2 separate regions of the Homo sapiens genome follow, and region 2 is linked to region 1. The links are chromatin loops, found by intact Hi-C in ENCODE. Cell type or tissue: HCT116. All regions are shown on one strand. Links, peaks and the distances in the headings refer to the core of each region. The heading gives the core; the rest is flanking DNA. Region 1 overlaps LMNB1 (lamin B1). Region 2 overlaps MEGF10 (multiple EGF like domains 10).

The links. A loop is a pair of places that touch in the nucleus more often than their neighbours do. Peaks named below come from ENCODE experiments on the same cell type or tissue, not always from the same donor. Only the 100,000 strongest peaks of a DNase experiment are listed, where the experiment ranks them.
Region 2: a loop joins it to region 1, with 9 times the contacts of the local background. A loop is called at or near these places in 59 of 110 quality-filtered maps.

What each region holds. Positions count from the first base shown.
Region 1 is chr5:126,832,257-126,843,703 of GRCh38, reverse strand. LMNB1 (lamin B1) reads right to left here. Exons shown (of 11, transcript NM_005573.4): 10 at 10,903-11,010; 11 at 6,684-7,481. The coding sequence ends at 7,440. Among named protein-coding and RNA genes, the nearest start is that of LMNB1, 61 kb to the right of the region's middle. RefSeq lists enhancers at 1,874-2,616, 3,361-4,103, 4,104-4,848. In HCT116, for the core only: no CTCF peak of the experiment used is centred there; a DNase peak (open chromatin) is centred at 5,611.
Region 2 is chr5:127,307,654-127,319,100 of GRCh38, reverse strand. All of the region lies in intron 1 of MEGF10 (multiple EGF like domains 10), which reads right to left. Among named protein-coding and RNA genes, the nearest start is that of MEGF10, 23 kb to the right of the region's middle. RefSeq lists an enhancer at 10,601-11,229. In HCT116, for the core only: a CTCF peak has its summit at 5,039 (motif pointing right); a DNase peak (open chromatin) is centred at 5,080.

The DNA of each region.
Region 1 (11,447 bases), core at 1,428-9,427:
CCTCAGTACCAACCCCAAGTGTCGCTGAGTCTTTCTAATCTTCCTTTTCTACAGACCCATCTGACCTCTCCCTTCCTCCCCAGCCTGCTTGCTCCTCGCCAGGCCGAGCTAGGTGCCAATTCTTCCTCAGCCTCCGCTCCTCCACCCTATAATCTTTTTATCACCTCCCCTCCTCACACCTGGTCCGGCTTTCAGTTTCGTTCCGTGACTAGCCCTCCCCCTCCTGCCCAGCAATTTACTCTTAAAAAGGTGGCTGGAGCTAAAAGCACAGTCAAGGTTAATGCTCCTTTTTCTTTATCCCAAATCGGATAGCGTTTAGGCTCTTTTTCATCGAATATAAAAATCCAGCCCAGTTCATGACTTGTTTGGCAGCAACCCTGAGACACTTTACAGCCCTAGACCCTAAAAGGTCAAAAGGCCGTCTTATTCTCAAAATACATTTTATTGCCCAATCTGCTCCCGACATTAAATAAAACTCCAAAAATTAAATTCCGGCTCTCAAACCCCACAACAGGATTTAATTAACCTCGCCTTCAAGGTGTACCATAATAGAAAAAAGTTGCAATTCCTTGCCTCCACTGTGAGACAAACCCCAGCCACATCTCCAGCACATAAGAACTTCCAAATGCCTGAACTGCAGCGGCCAGGCGTTCCTCCAGAACCTCCTCCCACAGGAGCTTGCTACACTTGCTGGAAATCTGGCCACTGGGCCAAGGAATGCCCGCAGCCCGGGATTCCTCCTAAGCCGCGTCCCGTCTGTGTGGGACCCCACTGAAAATCGGACTGTTCAACTCACCTGGCAGCCACTCCCAGAGCCCCTGGAACTCTGGCCCAAGGCTCTCTGACTGACTCCTTCCCAGATCTTCTCGGCTTAGCGGCTGAAGACTCACACTGCCTGATTGCCTCGGAAGCCCCCTAGACCATCACGGATGCCGAGCTTCGGGTAACTCTCACAGTGGAAGGTAAGCCCGTCCCCTTCTTAATCAATACGGGGGCTACCCACTCCACATTACCTTCTTTCCAAGGGCCTGTTTCCCTTGCCTCCATAACTGTTGTGGGTATTGACGGCCAGGCTTCTAAACCTCTTAAAACTCCCCAACTCTGGTGCCAACTTGGACAATACTCTTTTAAGCACTCCTTTTTAGTTATCCCCACCTGCCCAGTTCCCTTATTAGGCTGAGACACTTTAACTAAATTATCTGCTTCCCTGACTATTCCTGGACTACAGCTATATCTCATTGCCGCCCTTCTTCCCAATCCAAAGCCTCCTTTGCGTCCTCATCTTGTATCCCCCCCCACCTTAACCCACAAGTATAAGACACCTCTACTCCCTCCTTGGCGACCGATCATGCACCCCTTACCATCTCATTAAAACCTAATCACCCTTACCCCACTCAACACCAATATCCCATCCCGCAGCATGCTTTAAAAAGATTAAAGCCTGTTATCACTTGCCTGCTACAGCATGGCCTTTTAAAGCTTATAAACTCTCCTTACAATTCCCCCATTTTACCTGTCCTAAAACCAGACAAGCCTTACAAGTTAGTTCAGGATCTGCGCCTTATCAACCAAATTGTTTTGCCTATCCACCCCGTGGTGCCAAACCCATATAACTCTCCTATCCTCAATACCTGCCTCTACAACCCATTATTCTGTTCTGGATCTCAAACATGCTTTCTTTACTATTCCTTTGCACCCTTAATCCCAGCCTCTCTTCGCTTTCACTTGGACTGACCCTGACACCCATCAAGCTCAGCAAATTACCTAGGCTGTACTGCTGCAAAGCTTCACAGACAGCCCCCATTACTTCCATCAAGCCCAAGTTTCTTCCTCATCTGTTACCTATCTCGGCATAATTCTCATAAAAACACACGTGCTCTCCCTGCCAATCGTGTCCGACTGATCTCTCAAACCCCAACCGCTTCTACAAAACAACAACTCCTTTCCTTCCTGGGCATGGTTGGATACTTTCGCCTTTGGATACCTGGTTTTGCCATCCTAACAAAACCATTATATAAACTCACAAAAGGAAACCTAGCTGACCCCATAGATCCTAAATCCTTTCCCCACTCCTCTTTCCATTCCTTGAAGACAGCTTTAGAAACTGCCCCCACTCTAGCTCTCCCTGACTCATCCCAACCCTTTTCATTACACACAGCCGAAGTGCAGGGCTGTGTGGTCGGAATTCTTACATAAGGACCAGGATTGCGTCCTGTAGGCTTTTTGTCCAAACAACTTGACCTTACTGTTTTAGGCTGGCCATCATGTCTCCGTGCAGCCGCTGCTGCTGCCCTAATACTTTGAGGCCCTCAAAATCACAAACTATGCTCAACTCACTCTCTACAGTTCTCATAACTTCCAAAATCTATTTTCTTCCTCATACCTGACGCATATACTTTCTGCTTCCCGGCTCCTTCAGCTGTACTCACTCTTTGTTGAGTCTCCCACAATTACCGTTGTTCCTGACCCAGACTTCAATCTGGCCTCCCACATTATTCCTGATACCACACCTGACCCCCATGACTGTATCTCTCTGATCCACCTGACATTCACCCCAGTTCCCCAAATTTCCTTCTTTTCTGTTCCTCACCCTGATCACGCTTGATTTATTGATGGTGGGTCCACCAGGCCTAATCGCCACACACCAGCAAAGGCAGGTTATGCTATAGTATAAGCCACTAGCCCGCCTCTTAGAACCTCTCATTTCCTTTCCATTGTGGAAATCTATCCTCAAGGAAATAACTTCTCAGTGTTCCATCTGCTATTCTACTACTCCTCAGGGATTATTCAGGACCCCTCCCTTCCCTACACATCAGGCTCGAGGATTTGCCCCACCCAGGACTGGCAAATTAGCTTTACTCAACATGCCCCGAGTCAGATAACTAAAACACCTCTTAGTCTAGGTAGATACTTTCAGTGGATAGGTAGAGGCCTTTCCTACAGGGTCTGAGAAGGCCACTGCAGGCATTTCTTCCCTTCTGTCAGACTTAATTCCTCAGTTTAGCCTCCCACCTCAATACAGTCTGATAACAGACGAGCCTTTATTAGTCAAATCAGCCAAGCAGTTTTTCAGGCTCTTAGTATTCAGTGAAACCTTTATATCCCTTACGGTCCTCCGTCTTCAAGAAAAGTAGGACTAAAGGTCTTTTAAAAAAACACACCTCACCAAGCTCAGCCACCAACTTAAAAAGGACTGGACAATACTTTTACCACTTTCCCTTCTCAGAATTCAGGCCTGTCCTCGGACTGCTACAGGGTACAGCCCATTTAAGCTCCTATATAGACGCTCCTTTTTATTAGGCCCCAGTATCATTCCAGACACCAGACCAACTTAGACTGTGCCCCCAAAAAACTTGTCATCCCTACTATCTTCTGTCTAGTCATACTCCTATTCACCGTTCTCAACTACTCATACATGCCCTGCTCTTGTTTACACTGCCGGTTTACACTGTTTCTCCAAGCCATCACAGCTGATATCTCCTGGTGCTATCCCCAAACTGCCACTCTTAACTCTTGAAGTAAATAAATAATCTTTGCTGGCAGGACTATGCTGAATCTCCTTAGGCACTCTCTAATCAGATATCCTGAGTCATCCCAATTCTTAGACCTTTTATACCTGTTTTTCTCCTTCTGTTATTCCATTTCGTTTCTCAATTCACCCAAAACCGTATCCAGGCCATCACCAATCATTCTATACGACAAGTGTTTCTTCTAACACCCCCACAATATCACCCCTTACCACAAGACCTCCCTTCAGCTTAATCTCTCCCACTCTAGGTTCCCACGCCACCCCTAATCCCGCTTGAAGCAGCCCTGAGAAACATCGCCCATTCTCTCTCTCCATACCACCCCCAAAAATTTTTGCCGCCCCAACACTTCAACACTATTTTGTTTTATTTTTCTTATTAATATAAGAAGGCAGGAATGTCAGGCCTCTGAGCCCAAGCCAAGCCATCGCATCCCCTGTGATCTGCACCTATACACCCAGATGGCCTGAAGTAACTAAAGAATCACAAAAGAAGTGAATATGCCCTGCCCCACCTTAACTGATGACATTCCACCACAAAAGAAGTGTAAATGGCCGGCCCTTGCCTTAAGTGATGAGATTACCTTGTGAAAGTCCTTTTCCTAGCTCAAAAAGCACCCCCACTGAGCACCTTGTGACCCCCCACTCCTGCCCGCCAGAGAACAAACCCCCTTTGACTGTAATTTTCCTTTACCTACCCAAATCCTATAAAACGGCCCCTCCCTTATCTCCCTTCGCTGACTCTCTTTTCGGACTCAGCCCGCCTGCACCCAGGTGAAATAAACAGCCGTGTTGCTCACACAAATCCTGTTTGGTGGTCTCTTCACACAGACACGCATGAAACGGATCACTCACAACATAGCCCTTGCTGGAGATGTGTTCACAATCCTAAAAACTCCATGAGAAAGCCAACTACCATTAGGAAAGTCAACAGACACAGCTAACAGAAAAATTAGCATTCTCCAAAACTCAAAAAAATAGAATTGAGACTATAAAATATGGTTAAAATGATTCATAAAAAGAATAAAAACTATAATAAAAAATTATGAAAAAGATAAATTTGAGAAAGAATCAAAGACAACTTCAGAAACAAAAAAATGAAGCCTAAAAAGTTCAATGGCTGGAATAAACAGATAAGACAGGGCTGAGAACAGAATCAGTGAGATAAATACGAAGGAGTTAACTGAGAATATAGTGTGGAGAAACCTAAAATACATGAAACAGGACAGGTTCAACACAGGTATAAAAGAAACCCCAGAAGGAAAGAACAGACAGTGGGGATGAGATAATACTCAACAAAATAAGAACATCCAAAATTTTCTTAATGAAGAACACAGAGATAAGACCTGAACAAGAGGAATAAAAATAAATCCATATCTAGGCGTGGTGGTGTGCACCTGTAATCCCAACTACTCAGGAGGCTGAGGCAGGAGAATCGCTTGAACCTGGGAGACAGAGGTTGCAGTGAGCGGAGATTGCACCATTGCACTCCAGCCTGGGCAACAACAGCGAGACTCTGTCTCAAAAAAATAAATAAAATAAAATAAAATAATAAAATAAATCCATACCTAAACAGAGGTGAAAACAAACACTGAAGACAAAACAAGGGGAAAATGTGAATCATGCTTGTTATCAAATAAATAATCCAAAAATGTATATATATGCTGTATGCCTAACATCAATTTCATGCGGAGATGCTGATTTTAATACACAGGATGGCAGCGTGCCCTCTAGCTCACTCACATTCTGCGGGAATGGGTTTAGGTGCAGCTCAATTTCAGAAAACCTCAATTTAGTCCAAAGTTTGTCAGTCTAAACAGACTCAGGAATCTACTACTGCCACACATCCAGGGGCAACAAACTGTTTATGTTGAGCCCTGCATTTGTACTCTCAATTTCCCCAGCATACACACTATTCTACTATGTTACAACTGCCAATTTTTCTTAATGCCCAAATTAATTCAAGTGTTGGCTTTTATAACCTAATTTATCCAGCAATAAAAGCACCTAGAATGTATTTTGATGACAAGAACCCCATCTTGTGGCAAAATGTTTCACAGCTGAGTTTGGCTGTGTACTGTAATGCCATTCCCACTCTGAAGATAAATCTGCGTTGAGAAGTTATCATTTTATCTGCTTTACCAGACAGAATTTCTAACCCAGCATTTATCTTGTGTCTGCGACGGCACCAAAGTATGCAGTAAATCTGCGGAACACAGTAATTCTGGGGCTTTGTGAGTTATTTTCAAGTGAAAGCTGGTAGTCTTTGTGCAGCTTACTGCAGGAATATTTTAAGAGAAAAACAAACACTGACTAGGGTTAGCTTCTGAAATATTATCTGTCCATTCTAGGAAGAGTTCAGATATTGCACTTCCTATAAGATGAACTCACTTAACTAAAGCAATCAAGACAAAACCTCCCCAAATCCACACGAATTGACACCATAATTAGCACCATACATAATAAAGCTACCCCACACACAGCACATTCGTATTTCATAGCATTCATGTTATTTTTCTAAAAGGTGGCTTTTAATCAATTTCTCGGCCCTTCCTATTTTAAAAGACAGTAGAATTACATTCTAAAATATTCTTCCCATTTTTTCTTTTACTAGGAATGTCCAGCATGGGAAACATGACAAAATGCTCTCTACGAATACAAAAACATTAGCCGGACATGGTGGTGTGTGCCTGTAGTCCCAGCTACTTGGGAGGCAGAGCCCAGGAGAGGTCAAGGCTGCAGTGAGCTAAGACCGTGCCATTGCACTACAGCCTGGGCAACAGAGTGAGATTCTGTCTTTAAAAAAAAAAAAAAAAAAAAAGGAATGTCTTCCTCAATGTTTTCTACTGTTCCTATTTGGTTTTCCTGAAGAAATTTTAAAAGGCCTTATTGTTAATAAGCTAAAAAATGTAATGAAGCATTGAGCATGATATCTGGCTCAAAAACATTAGTTATTATTATTGCTTTTATTATTGTTGTTATTAATGACAATTAAATACTGAAAGACCCCCAAAATAGCTTATCTTCCACAACTGGCAAAGCCTTAAAGAAAAATCCAGTTCAAAGAAGTCAAATTATATTTTTATCAAAAGCAAAACTGAAACAATACTTTTCTCCCCTCAAAATCTGTTTTTAAAGCGTTAAAAAGGACAGTATATCAATATTAAAAGAGCTTTTTTATTTGTTAATGTCACATAAGAAATTTAAGCAAGTTACACTATCTTAAAAAACACAACGAATGCATTTTAATAGAGAAACCCTTCCCTCCCTCCACCTCCCTCCCCCACCCTCCTCATGAATTAAGAATCTAAGAGAAGAAGTAACCATAAAACCAAGTTTTGTGGAATCCATCATCCAGAGTGCTTACATGGTGATTAGGTTAATATTGCCTTCTTACAAAATTTCTATTTTAAAAAAAATTATAACCTTGATTGCTTATTACAAAAAAATTCAGTACAAAAGTTCAATATATTGAAAAATGCTTTTCCCCTCCCTCACAGCACCGTTTTATATATAGCAGAGAATAATGAAGAGATTGCTAGTCTAGATGGGGCAATCTTCAAATTACACCAAGACGCACAGTGGTTTATTTACCCTCCCCTCCTCATAAGAACTTAAAAAAAAAGAAAAAACACACATACAAAAAAAGTCAAAAAATTTGAGGAACCCCTTCCGAACAGTACACAGTTATTAAGTTCAGTGTCAATAATTCACATCTTGCAACAAAGTGTATGGACATGATTTCTTTTACAAAACTTTCAGTGTCAAAAAGGAAATTAAGGCCATCAGATTTGCAGCTTAAAAATTCACATAAAGGAAATATAAAAATATTCTGTGCTTCTGAGAAGGCTCTGCACTGTATACAGGTAAAGATTACCATACTTCTTTATTTTGAGGAAGACAGTTGAAAATTTTACATAATTGCACAGCTTCTATTGGATGCTCTTGGGGTTCCCTGATGAGGAAAACAGAAGGAAAAATTAATACTAAAGAAATAGATCACAGTATTCTAAAATAAGACAAAAACTTTTAACTACAGGGATACCAAACCATATTACCTAACCTCAAATGGACCCTTTATCATCTCTCATCTTTTCTAACCTTTTCTTTTTTTCTTTTTCTTTGTTTGTTTGAGATAGAGTCTCACTCTGTTGCCCAGGCTGGAGTGCAGTGGTGCAATCTTGGCTCACTGCAACCTCTACCTCCTGGGTTCAAGCGATTCTCATGCCTCAGCCTCCCGAGCAGCTGCGACTACAGGTGTGCATCACCACCACGTTAGCCAGGCTGGTCTTGAACTCCTGGCCTCAAGTGATCCACCTGCCCTTGGCCTCCCAAAGTGCTGGGATTACAGGCGTGAGCCACCGTATCTGGCCTCTAACCTTCTTTTATGGACTTCTTTCTAGAATACCCCCCAACAAATTCCAGAACAGTAATTGTCAACTCTGGCTACACATTCAGATCCTGAGGAGTTTAAAACAAATTCTGATCTAGGTCCCTTGATCAATCAAATAAGAATTTCTCATTTTACTGGGAAAGGGTAGCTATCTATATATAATTTTAAAGTAATTCTAATGTGCAGCTCAATTTGAAAACCATTGTTCAATAACCTCTTTTGATAACTTAGGAAATAGGAGATCAGTGGATCAGCTTTTAACAACCACATCGGAGACTACAGCTTGCTAGATCCTGAACTTACACATCCCAAGCCATCTGCAGTGGATTTGTCCTCCAAGGTGAAGTCAACATGGCTCCTCTACCCATTTCTTTATCACTCATTAATTTCATATAACCTCACAATATGACTTGTGACTCACCACTGATTGAACTAAAACTGGTTTTTTGAAGGTCACCAAAATATTTCTAATCAATTCAAAAGGCGATTGGATTCATCCTCAAATATGAAGTTCAAACGCCTGTTCTGCCCTTCCATCTTCCCTCTTATGAACCTTGGTATCATTAGTTTCTGTGATCACAAAAGCTAAAAACCTCATACATCTTTATTTTTTTTCTTCTCTCACCCTCAAGTTTAGTCACTAAGCCTTAATAAATTTCCATTATATATTCCCTCACTGCCTCTGGAATCTCCTCTCTAGAGTTAGTCCCTCTGATTCAGCTTGGCCAGTGATATTTTAAAATGCAGTCTTAACTTCTCCTTTGTTCCAAATTGTACAGAAGCTACATCCCTAAGCATTCCAGACTATGTCAGTTTAATTCCAATCTTTCAACTTCATTTAACTCTCACATGAACCCTACAAAATAACTGGATGAGCGGATATAGTTGGTGCATTAAGTCTTTTTTTATGAGGCAGAGTCTCACTCTGTCACCCAAGCTGGAGTGCAGTGGCGCCATCTCAGCTCACTGCAAGCTCCGCCTCCCGGGTTCACGCCATTCTCCTGCCTCAGCCTCCCGAGTAGCTGGGACTACAGGCTCCCGCCACCACGCCCGGCTAATTTTTTGTATTTTTAGTAGAGACGGGGTTTCACCGTGTTAGCCAGGATGGTCTCGATCTCCTGACCTTGTGATCTGCCTGCCTCCCAAACTGCTGGGATTACAGGCGTAAGCCACCGTGCCCGGCCACATTCTTTACACATCCTCTGTAGTGAGTTAAAGATCACCATGAATTCTTTGCCATTCCTCCCACCAACAGGTGGAGACTATTTACCCCCACTTTGAATCTGGACTGGCCTCATGACTTTGACTAAGAGAATGTTACAAAGGGCCCTTTAAGAAACCTGGTACTCTCTTGAGATTGAGATTGTCGTGGCCAACATGGTGAAACTCCATCTCTACTACAATATAAAAAATTAGCCAGGCGTGGTGGCGCATGCCTGTAATCCCAGCTACTTGGGAGACTGAGGCAGGGGTATCTCTTGAACCTGGGAGGTGGAGGTTGCGGTGAGCTGAGATTGCGCCACTGCGCTCCAGCCTGGCGACACAGCAAGACTCTATCTCAAAAAAAAAAAAGAAAAAAGAAAGAAACCTGTACCCTCCACTTACTCTGTTAGACAATTGCCATGCTATAAAGCTTTGACTAAACTCTTAAATCATAGAAATCCACACAGAAAGAGACCTAAAAGATATTCCAGCCGAGGCCAACCTCTGAGCTGAACACAGCCTGCTCGATTGAGTTCAGTCTGCAGCATGTGGAACAGAAACACTGCCCAGCTGAGCCCAGTCAAACCACAGAATTATGGGAAGTAAGAAATCACTGTTTTAAGCCACTAAGCTTTGGGGTGGTCTGTTAGTGAAGCAATGGTGAATTCCAACATCCTCAGAGCACCATCATCTGCCTTCTCTCCAATAACCAAATAATCACCCATCCTTCAAATTAGTGGACAAGCATCACCTCACAGAGTTCTTCTCAACTACTCTGCTGGCCTGGAGTACCTCCTCTAGCATCTGACATGCTATATAACTCATGCTGACCCTCTTGTCTGGTGCCTTGAGTTATCTCTTACATAATTATTTTACTTCTAGTAATTACGATGGTTCCCATTGAAGCACAGAAAATGGAACTTGTGCTTGTTTCTTGTAAGTTAAGTGTAACATATGTGTTTTAAAATATTCCTCCAAAATGTATGAGAAGGCATCCAGGTAAAAAATTCATGCTACTTCATGCAACCCACCTCAAGTGGTTCTCAACCCTGGGGGTTAAATATATGAGACAGTGTTTATTTAGACCAGGACTAGGGCTAATGAAGCAAAGCAGACTTAAGACTAAAAATCTGGAGCCATGGAAACAAAGTCTTATCAGGATAAGGGTAGACACTTTGATTAATGATCGGACTCAAACAGCTTGAGAATATAAACTGAAGGCTCATTAGTTATTAATAATTCCAATTTAATTATAATTAAAACCAAATTTGGAGTTTCTTTATTTCAAGGGCTCTCAAAAGCCCAACCATCAGCCAAAATCTATCTTCAATTAGATAATGATTAGGAACTTAATACAGCAAGAATTTTGTTTCACACTGAAGTTGAATATTACTTTGTTTTTTTAAAGTTTATATGCAGATTCTTGCTCTAAATTAGTGATCTAAACCTTTTAATCATAGGACCCTACAGAGTAAACAAGTTTGGAGTAAACATCCAATCCATAGACATGTTTTACTGTAACACATAATGCACATTAGAAAACAAAGGACAAAACTGAAACTTGGTACAATGAGAAAAAATAAAAATAAAAGTGCCAACATATTCTTCCAGTACCCTAAAGTATCACCTTGAATATCCCTTTGGGGAGTACAAACCCCACTTGGTAGATAACTGCGCTGGTTCATCAACTGATAGGGGAAAAACCCAACCACACTCTTGGTCTTCATGTAATTCTGTGAATAAAATTTGAAATAAATATATTAAATAAATAAAGTAATACCTGCTGGTGGAAAAGTTCTTCCTCAACAACCACTCCAGCTGCTTCTTCCTCCTCCTCCTCTTCTTCAGGTATGGTTGTTTTAAAGACTGTACTTCTTTGAGCAACCTCCTAAAAACAATAGTAGTTTAAGTTAAAAAACACACTTAAAATCACCAAATGCGGGGGAGAGGGACCTTTTCTTTGCTTAAGAGACAGCATTTCTTGCCAGGCGCAGTGGCTCACACCTGTAATCCCAGCACTTTGGGAGGCCAAGGCAGGCAGATCACCCGAGGTCAGGAGTTAGAGACCAGCCTGACCAACATGGTGAAACCCCGTCTCTACTAAAAATACAAAAATTAGCTGGCCATGATGGCACGTGCCTGTAATCCCAGCTACTCAGGAGGCTGAGGCAGAAGAATGGCTTGCATTGAGGTTGCAGTGAGCCGAGATCACGCCACTGCACTCCAGTGTCACAGCAAGACTGTCTCAAAAAAGAAAAAAAAAAGAGACAGCATTTCTGTTTATTATTATTACTATTATTCATCCCTTTTTTTGGAGACAGAGTC
Region 2 (11,447 bases), core at 1,725-9,724, 480 kb before region 1:
CTATCAAGAAAGGAAGAGAGAAAGGAAGGGATGGAGGAAGGGAGGGAGGGAGGAAGGGAGGGAGGGAGGGAGGGAGGTAATGAAAGAGAGAAGGAAAGAAAAGGGTTTGGAACAAGATTTAGAATTGGTGAGTTTGACAAATAAAAGTTTATTGAAAAATGTATATTTCAAGTCACAGGTTTTTCAGGAATTAGCAATTTTTATATACCATTAGGCAATTGTGCATTGCTTATGTACCGTAAAAATATTCTCTTCTGTTATTTTTTAAAAGTTCTGGGAAAGGAGTTTGAGTTTGTTTGTTTGTTTGCAATTGGGCATACATAGTTTTACAACTTTTATAGGCTTACCAGCATTTTAGTTTTTCCTCCCCTCATTCTCAGCCAATTACGTTTGATCTGCTTATTGGCAGTGTTTTTCATTAACCTATTTTTTTTATGTTTAAGTCAATTTTTCAATGGCAAGATTGTTGGAGAGTTCTCATCTCTTACTTCATGCATTTTTAAGCTTTGTATATTCTAGGATGATTTTACAAGTTTTTAAAGCATATCATCTGGCTACTTCATCTGCTTTTCAAAGTTCTTGTAGATGCATTTTTAGCCAGTGATGCCAACCATGGCTACTTGGTATGTTCCCATGATTTAAAACTGTTTATCATTTTTTATCTTAGCAAAAACTTCTATCAGGGATGAGGAAATGGCCACTTTTTTGGTTGGATATTCCTGAAAACATCATCAAGTTTTTATCCCTCAGTTTGACTTTTTACTGTAAAGATACAATGGGTGTGTTAGGTCAGGCTGCTACAACCTAGTGCCATAAACCGGGTGCCTTAAAAACAGCAGAAATTTATTTCTCACAGTTCTGGAGGCTGGAAGTCCAGAATCAAGGCGCTGGCAGATTCAGTGTCTGGGGAGGGGCTGCTTCCTGATTCATAGATGGTACCTTCTCCTTGTGTTCTCACATGGTGCAAGGCGCAAGGCAGCACTCTGAGGTCTCTTTTATAAGGGCACTAATCATATTTACTGATCCCATTACTGAGAGCAAAGTTTCAAAACCAATGTCAAGAAACACTAACTTTGACTAGTTTTTCAGTTTGATCAGTTCATCCTTTTTACCAATCAACTCAATTCCTCCTCCACACTGTCACCAATGCTTTAAAAACACAAGTCAGAACATCACACTCCCCCCTCACTTTTTTTTTATTACACTTTAAGTTCTAGGGGGTACATGTGCACAACATGCAAGTTTGTTACATATGTATACATGTACCATGTTGGTTTGCTGCACCCATTAACTCATCATTTATATTAGGTATTTCTCCTAATGCTATCCCTCCCCCATGACAGGGGACACATGACAGGCCCTGGTGTGTGATGCTCCCCACCCTGTGTCCAAGTGTTCTCATTGTTCAATTCCCACCTATGAGTGAGAACACGGGGTGTTTGGTTTTCTGTCCTTGTGATAGTTTGCTCAGAATGATGGTTTCCAGCTTCATCCATGTCCCTGCAAAGCACATGAACTCATCCTTTTTTATGGCTGCATAGTATTCCGTGGTGTGTACGTGCCACATTTTCTATGTAGAAAGCTGAAACTGGATCCCTTCCTTACACCTTATAAAAAAATTAATTCAAGATGGATTAAATGTTAGACCTAAAACCATAAAAACCCTAGAAGAAAACCTAGGCAATGCCATTCAGGACATAGGCATGGGCACAGACTTCATGACTAAAACACCAAAAGCAATGGCAACAAAAGCCAAAATTGACAAATGGGATCTAATTAAACTAAAGAGCTTCTGCACAGCAAAAGAAACTACCATCAGAGCGGACACGCAGAATGGGAGAAAATTTTTGCAATCTACCCATCTGACAAAGGGCTAATATCCAGAATCTACAAAGAACTTTAACAAATTTACAAGAAAAAAACAAACAACCCCACACTCCCCTTCTTAAAAGCTTTTGAGAGCTTGCCTTTTAGGTAAAATTCAAACTGGCATTTAAGACTCAAGATATCTGAGTCCAGCCTCATCACTCAACAAACTCATGTATATGTCGCTTGAACAATTCTCAGGTACTTGATTTTCCCCAAACATTAGAGGTTTTCACTCCTCTGTCTTCGCCCATGCTGTTCCTTCTTGGAATGCCCTTAACTATCTGCTCAACTTAATTCTCACTCATTCTTTAAGGATCAACTGTCACTTTCTTTTAGAAGAGCTCCCTGGCTAACCTTGTCATTCTTCTTCTTTGCTCCTGTAACACCCTGAAACATCCCAAGAGTAGCTGATGTGTTCTTCGTCAGAGTAGTAACACACACCACACCGCTCATCTCTCCACTAGCTACCAGACTCCTTAATGTCAGAATGGTACACTGTTCATCTCTACATGTTCTTGGTATTCTTGAATGAATGTATGGCCCACAGGAAAAATAAAGCTCAGAATATGCAAATCACTTGTTCTGGAACCCTGAAATCATTATTCTTAATATTTAAAAGGCAGAAATGGAAGGTCAAGATTATCATTTAATTGCTAATATACAACTGCAGTGGAAAATCCTAGAGTTGAAACAAAATGATTGCAATACCAGTGATTACAAATATGAAAAAACACTGAAAGTTTTGTTTGGGGGATATTTGTTTTAATTAGAGATAAAAAATATGTAGTCTCTGAAAAGAACGTATGGGCACTTTCAATGGCTTAATTAATAGTTAATCATTCTGTAAATTCATTTAAAGCTTAAGGCTTTCTACTCATTAGCCTTCCTGTATTGTCAATAATTGGACCTGCTCAAACATGGCTGCATTGGTGATGATTCTTGCAGGCATGGTATTCATATCAGCTGAGGGCAAGGTGAGGTGACTATGAGCAAACATTTGACAGCAGCAAGGGAGCATCCAGGAGGGGCTGGGAGTCAAGCAGCAGAAGCCAGCAGGAAGTAATAAAGCAAGATAAGGAGGCAGAGCAAAGGTGCAATGGCACCAAACTTATATGGCAGACTTTTGTTGCACTAAAGCGTCTTCTGAAGTGTTGCATCTCCATTGATAAAAAGCACAATTCCTGGGGCCTGCCTGTGGGCCTGGTACAGGGACCCATTTCAGCAAACTTCACCAGAAAGAACAATGTGTGGGAATATACCCTAGGATGAACCTTCAGTAATTAGCAGATTGCTACGGTCTACAGCAACTGAAAGACTGCTCTGCTTCAACATGTTCTTAGAGTGTTAGATTAGCACACTTTAGAAAATAAAAAGATTTTTATTACAAAGTGATTCAAAATATATGCTTGAAATATAGACAGAAAGAAAAAGGGTTATTTTGTTTTGGTTTGTTTTTTTAAGACAGGGTCTCACTCTGTCACCCAGGCTGGAGTGCAGTGACACAATCACAGCTCACTGCTGCCTCAACCTCCCAAACTGAATGGATCCTCTCACCTCAGCCTCCTGAGTAGCTGGGACTACACATGCATTCCAACACACCTGGCTAATTTTTGTATTTTTGTAGAGACGGGTCTCATCATATTGCCCATGCTGGTCTTGAACTCCTGGGCTCAAGCAATTCACCTCTATCAGCCTCCAAAAGTTCTGGGATTACAGCCATGGGCCACCACGCCCGGCAAGATTCATATATTTTTAAGTTTTAATTTTGAGAAGGAATTAAGATCTGTGATGGTCTTTGATGAAGGTCACATTGTGATTATAAATTTTAAAATATATTAATGGACCCCAAATGTACATAAGTGTTTGTATATTACCTAAATAAGGCAAGAATTTCCTTTATGCACAGGTGGGCATAAATGCACACCAAGTATAATGTTAAAAATAAATACATAAATAAACTGGAACATTAATATCAAGATAATTACAGTTTTTATGGGGAAAAAACCTTTAATTTTAAGCAGGTTCTGATAACTCTTTAAGGGCAATTTGAACTAAGGAAGCTAAAGGTTTTTGAACTAACACTGAGTTCTGAACTCAGCAGGGCCACAAGCTTTGCAATCTCTGACATTTTCCTTAATCTCTTCTGTTCTTGTCCTCATCAAATGTCATTTCCCTGTTGCCTTTATTATAAATTCTCTCCCTCAGCTCCTTTTTTTTAAGATTCAAAGTCTTTAATAGCAGTATCTTCATTTTACTGCAAATATTGGAAACAACAGCAGCCAAAAGCACTTAAAATTAAGTGCACCCCATCACAATGAATACATTCATTTCCTTCTTATAAATACAGTTTCCATAAACTATATTACTGTCATTTGTTCAAGATTTTAAACTTCCTAATCATTTAACTTAAACAGGAAAATAAAATCTAATGAATGTAAACCATACATGAAGAATATCTCAATTGAAGAATCTATGAAGGGTAGAAATAGTTCCTGCCTGGAATATATTTTTCATATCCCGCTAATTTGAAAGAGCCTATGATTCATTCCTAAAATTCCCTTAGTCCAACATGTAAGCCTCCCTAATTGTTTGAAATTCAAACCATTACATAAGCTTTCTGTCAACTTACTTCTCTCTTTGCAATAATTTATTTTCTCATCCAAGATCTACTTAACAGTGTGTTCAGGACATAAGTAAAAATTCTCTAGTCTTTTCACTAGAAACTGCATAGAAATCTCTAACGGAACCAACTCTCCACATCCTTCATCTGATATTTCTCCATTGCCTTGGGCTGCTGGTCATCTTTTGACATAACCAATCCCACCTCTTCAACTAGACTGTTGGGTCCTTGAAAGCAGAGCCCATGGTTTTGTCTTGTCTCCTATTCTACTCCTCCCTGACTTCTACTTCTCTCCCCATCTGCAAGAATATATAGATGATCAATATACGGTTGCTAAGTAAGAACAATACCAGGATCTATAAAGTCATGAAACATTAAAGTATATTGAGCACTTGAGGAGAGTCAAGAGATCATATCCTGTGAGTCCCAGACAACCGATCCAGAGGGGTGAGGTGGGAGAGAAATAACAGAGTGGGATCCATAACTGGGGAGAACAGATGCCTCAGCAGGCAGCCTGGGTAACTGAGAAACAATCCCTGAAGTGACCTATTCCGCCAGGAGGTGGCGCTTCAGCTCAGGGCCGCCCTTGGTTGGCCAACTTTCCACTTCATCTTCAAGGCATCTCCCCGAACCTACAGAAATATCTCCCCACCAGCAATGGAACCGAAAGTAAAACATGAGGTGTATCATCCCAGAAAGTCTTGCCCTTCTTAGGAAAAACTATAAGGAAGTTATTCTGAATCTTATTTAAAGAAAAGCTTTACTTTTTCAGCAATTGAATAATCCTGAGGGAGGTGTCTGCCTGACCACAAGTCTTCCCCAATGTATCTGGGAGTTCTCACTTTTAGATACAAGGTGTATATAGGGGTGGTTTCTTAAAACAAATTTTAATGTGGCAAAATCTGAGTCTGTACATTGCTGATTTTACATTTAGCAAGAAACATGTTTAACATCAATGGAGGAAAAGGTTGTCTAAATGGATAAAGGTAGTAAAAAGTGAATTGTAAATATTGTTTCAGACGAGAAAACAAATATGAAGTGCCATAAAGGTTAGTACTGTTTTTATATGTGTCCGTGCATATAAGTGTGTACAAATGTTAAATACACACAAATTACATTTTAGGCTAATCGGATGAGTAGGTTAAGTTTATGCTTTATTAACACAAGAATTGAAATTATAATTAAATCTTGATTCTTCTCCATAAATCATATGCTTTATGGGTCAGGTTAAGAGAATCTAGTCAACTACAAATTCTCTTGGAGGTACCCTGAAAACTCAGAAGTATGCATTTGGAGAAAGATAATAAAGCAATAATCTTACAAAGTGGATCTATGGCTACATGGAATTAGAAACAAACAAAAAAATTATCTCTGGGATATAGATGTGGCTTCCAAATCTACACGATCCCATAGAGCCGTGTCAGAAAGACAGCCATCCTTTCCCAAGAGCCCCAGGGTCACAGAGAACCAGCCTTCACAATCCAGGAAGAGCTAAAGAGAAAGTTTTCAGCTGTGTGTTCTTGCTGTTGAGAACGTATACTTTTTCTACCTGTCCCAAGTCATTAAATTCTTAGATTAATTTCCTTTAATGATGAGCCAGATTCATGTTCATCATTTAAAAAGAAAGAAAAACAACCTTAATGAAGACATTTGCCTTAGAAACTGCCACAATCAAAGACAGACCTTTTCAGATGTAATTAAATTTTTTTCAAGATAATTTATCTTATTAAAATATGGTAATTTACCATGGTTTCAGGTTATCTGAAACCTTTCTAAGATTGAAAGCTATAGTTAATTTCTTGCTATAAGCAGTAAAATTGAACCTAAGAGAGTCAGAGAACATTTTACATTTACAAAAGCACACAAAAGCTAAAACTGTTTATTTATATCCAAGGTACTTATAGGAAACTGGTTGTACCCCAGGATTCTGCATATGGTTTGGTATTGGAGTGCAAAGCACAACCCAGAAAGAACATAACTGTCCTGGCTAAAAGGATCCAACCTTCCCTCTGAGGCATCCTTGCTGATAAGAACTTCAGAAGAAAGTCCTTACAGAGATGTAAGTTTTTACCACATCAGTATGCCCAATTCAAAACTCTGTGCGATTGGGGGTTTAATGAAGCACTTTGTTATTCTCTGAAACAAAAATGAAAAAATAGAGACAGTTCTTCAGGCTTAATCACCACATCTGTTATTAGGCCCTTTACTGTGATTGACTGGAGTGTATGTCGGACACGGTGCCAAAAAGCTCCCCATAAAAGCAGCTTCCTGCTCACTGCCTGAATGGCATTGGTCTCTGTTATGACCAGGATTTATATGGCAAACAAGCAAAGCCTGGTGCCCACAAGCCACTGTGCCAGCCGAAGGCACTTTTTCCTGGTGCCAGTTAAGATAGAAGTGGGACCTGGGCTGCTTGCTCTGACTTCCATCCCTCTTTGCCTTCTCTCCCTCCTTCAAAACTGACCATGCTTCCCTGGAGACCATGAAAAGGAGGCACAGTGAGAGAGGAAGGAGCAAGGCGAGACGAGGTGGGGGCTGAGCTGTGGTTTTGTTAGGATGCCTACTTGCACACATTAAAATTAGGAGTTGTGATGGGATGCTGCTGATTTAAAGCATTTCCTAGCTCCTGCGGTAATTATGACTTTTTAAAGTGCACGCAACACTGAGAAGCTGGCTTCTCTGGATATCTAGTCCCTCAGATGATTGAGGCCCTGTGAATAAAAATGATTCTTTTTGAAGACCATCACCAAACGAGATTTCAGGAATTTAACGTTGCATTCTGTAACATGCATATTAGAGAAACTTACTGCCAGCCTTCCTTGACATCAGTAAAACTATTCTCCGACTTCTTCAAGCCTATACATAGGCGAGTGAGGGATCTACTAATTAAACTACAGTTCATTTGAAAAGAGTTCTCTTTATGAAGTATGTCATCATTCAACTTCTTAAAACTGCAAATTCCAGACACAGTTCTCTGTATTCCTGAGTCAAGTTACTGTGCAGGCAGCAGCACAGGGACAATTATTGGCACACAAAACCATTTTTCATACCAGACGTACAAGCATAAAAGCAAACACCTCACATCTGAACACATGCTGGGTAGGAAAATACTCAAATACTCACCTAACTCAAAACTGTCTGTCTAAAGTAAACAGCAGCCCTATGGCTCAGAAGTCCACAGCTGTGACATAAGTAATGAGAAAAGACTAAAACTTACATAACATTTAAATATATTCTTCTGGAACTGCCAAGTGTAAAGAAGAATGTCCTTCAGGCTGTCTCTGTATTTAGTTTGCTCTTCAAGATGAGATTGTATGAATTTATGATGTACTCCCCAGTTGCTTTTTTATACTAAGCAATATCTGTAGTGTTTGGATGTGTAGTCACTATTAAATGGTGATTTTTGTACACAGAATATAATCCAGAAATAATAGTGAGTAAAGTATGAGAAACTGGCAGGGAGGAAAAGGATTTTCAATTAGAAGCATTTTACCAACACTTAATAGAAATAAGAGGAATATATTGTGTTTTCTAAAAGGGAATGAACATTTATAAAAAGTCACTGTCTATATACTTGGAGAAGTTTCAGGCATGGAATATTATGTCTTTGGGAGGGGGACTGAGGTTCCTTAGAGGTTCAGCTAGGGGCCTGCTCACTTTTCAGCAATCTTTCCAGCCTGAGGACAAAAGGAGGGTGCTTTAGGAAGTAGATCTCAGCCTTCTTAGACAAATGGCAGTCCAGTTTGGTGTCACAGACTCCTTGCAAGTCTTGATTGCTAAAGAACCCACTCATATGCCCCAGACATTCTGAAACCTGCCCTTTCTCTCCTTAGCCCCTATACTACAAATGATTGAGGCTATTTTCAAACTAAGCCTTTCCCTCACTCCCTCTTTTCTTTTTATCCATAAATGAGCCTTTGTGATCTCCCTGAGAAGAAGAGAAGAGAATGATAGAGCATGGTGAAAGTGGAATCAACCAATTCCCAAGTAATAAAAAGGCCACTCTCCAAACAAGTAAAAAAGAGACATCTCAGAGCAAAATCCCTTCAAAGAGAAATTTCTACAAGTAATGGTTTTTGTGGTATTACAGAGAAAGGGGCTATCCTTAAAAAAAATCTAAAAGCAATTGGCAATGATTCTTGGATATGATACTAAAAGCACAAGCAATAAAAGAGAAAACAGATAAACTGAACTTCATCACAATTTAAAAATTTTTGCAACAAAGGACACTATCAACAGAGTGAAAACACAACCCACAGAATGAGAGAAAATATTTGTAATACATGATAAAGGATCAATATCAACAATATAAAAAGAACTCCTACAACATAGCAGTAACAAAACAGACAACCTAATTAAAATATGGGCAAATAACTTGCATAGACATTTTTTAAAAGAAGATATACCAATGGCCAATATGCACATTTAAAAAAGGCCGTATCACTAATCATTAGGGAAATGTAAATCAAACCACAATGCGATAACTTCACACTGATTAGGATTGCTATTATCACCCCCTCCGAAACAAAGAAAGAAAGAAAGAGAGAAAGAAAGAAAGAAAGAAATAAAGAAAGAAGGAAAGAAAGAAAGAAAAAAAGAAAGGAAGGAAGGAAGGAAAGAAAGAAAGAAAGAAAGAAAGAAAGAAAGAAAGAAAGAAAGAAAGAGTTGGCAAGGATGTGGAAAAATTGGAACTCTTGTGCATTGCTGACGGAAATGTAAAATGGAGCAGCCACTGTAGAAAAACAGTATGGTGATTCCTCAAAAAACATGGAATTACCATATGTTGCAGCAATTCCCCTTCTGGGTATATATACCCAAAAAAGAATTGAAAGCAGGGAATTGAACAGATATTTGTACACCAATGTTCACAGCAGCACTATTCACAATACTCAAAAGGTGGAAATGACACATATGTCCATTAATGAATGAATGGATAAACACAATGTGGTATATACTACAACTGAATATTATTTAGCCTCAAAAAGCAATGAAACTGGCACATGCTACAACTTGGCTGGACTTTGAGGACATTATTTCTAAGTAAAATCAGCCAGTTACAAAAGAATAAATACTGTCTGATTCCATTTATATGAAGTACATAGAGTAGTCAAATTCATAAAGACAGAAAGTAGAATGGTGGTTGCCAAGGGCTGGAGTAAGAGGAAAATGGGGAGCTGCTATTTAATGGGTACAGAGTTTCAATTTGGGATCATGAAAAAGTTCTGGAGATGGATGGTGGTGATGGTTTCACAACAGTGTGAATGTATTTAAAATGCCACAGAACCACACATTAAAAATGCTGAATTGTATGGTATGTTATGTGCATTTTACCGCAATATTTTACAAAGTCTAAAAGCAAGCTAGTATTAAAGCGTAAGTAACAGATGTCTGCCCAAAAGGTGAGAACTCCTTGTTTACTTCTTTTCACTACTCATCTGCATGATTAAGACAGACATTCATGAATTCTTCCATGGATCACAAGGACTGCACATGGACTGGTAATGCAGTTGCTAGGACTTGAAAGTGGAAGGAGGCAAAACATAATAACAACAGTGTGATCCTGTGTCAGCCTGGTCTCTTCACCCCCTTCTCCTTGGGCCAGTGTCCCAGAATTTTACATCTCGTTACAGATGGCAATCCCTCCAGAACCCATACACAGAAACCAAAATAGAGCAATTTAACTTTCTCTTAACCTTTTATTTTAATTTTTTTGTATTTTTACTTTTATTTATTTTTATTATTTTTTTAATTATACTTTAAGTTTTAGGGTACGTGTGCACAACATGCAGTTTAGTTACATATGTATACATGTGCCATGTTGGTGTGCTGCACCCATTAACTCGTCATTTAACATTAGGTATATCTCCTAATGCTATCCCTCCCCCTTCCCCCCACCCCACAACAGGCTCTGGTGTGTGATGTTCCCCTTCCTGTGTCCATGTGTTCTCATTGTTCAATTCCCACCTATGAGTGAGAACATGCAGTGTTTGGTTTTTCGTCCTTGCGATAGTTTGCTGAGAATGATGGTTTCCAGCTTCATCCATGTCCCTACAAAAGACATGAACTCATCATTTTTTATGGCTGCATAGTATTCCATGGTGTATATGTGCCACATTTTCTTAACTTTAAGTACACGGAAACCAAAAGGGCGTCAAGCATTTCGCAGCCACTGTGCAATGTCAGAATTCCAGCTCTCGATGATAGCCTGCCTGAATTCAAACTGATTTGTTTGTTGAACTTGGAATATCTTAGGGATCTGGACCTGTTTGTGTTCCTTACGTTCTCAGAAAAGTTCTAAGGAATTTGAGGTTTTAAAGGAGTTTGTCTTTCTCAATTTCAATTCTTATTTCCCTAATTTGGATTTTCTGCATCATAACAAAGTCACTTTGATTTTGGGTTTTATTTTTCTCCTCTCTCGTAATTGCTAATGAAGTTAAGATTACAAAAAACAATGCTTTTTGAGTACAGAATGCAGATCTCAAGCCCTCCTGGCAGGTACTCCCACAGAGCAGTTGTTATTTATAATACCTACAGGGAGAAAAGAGCTTAAAAGATCAAGTCACGCTGCACTTCCCAACAAAGCAGGCCACAGCTGTACAACGGACTGTGAGCAACTGCTCCATGAGGGGACAGCGAGACTTCTGTTTTCCTACAGGGTCTGCTCAGGTCATCGCATGTGGCATGGATTAGAATCCCAGGGCTCTATTACCCCATGGAGGAGGACCGGGGTTTACACACCACACTCCTGAACCGAAGCTCTGTGCCATCAGGGTCTCTTGGCAAACAGAAAACAGACTTTACAAAATTTTTAAAGCCAACAATTTCCTTTTTTTAAATTTGTAAGTTCAAAATAAAAGAAGATAGCAACATTAATTTTTATACATGTTCCCAAAGATCTATCATGGTGGGTTGGAAGAAAATATCTCCATCATGGATAGAAGAAAATTTGAATTTGGTC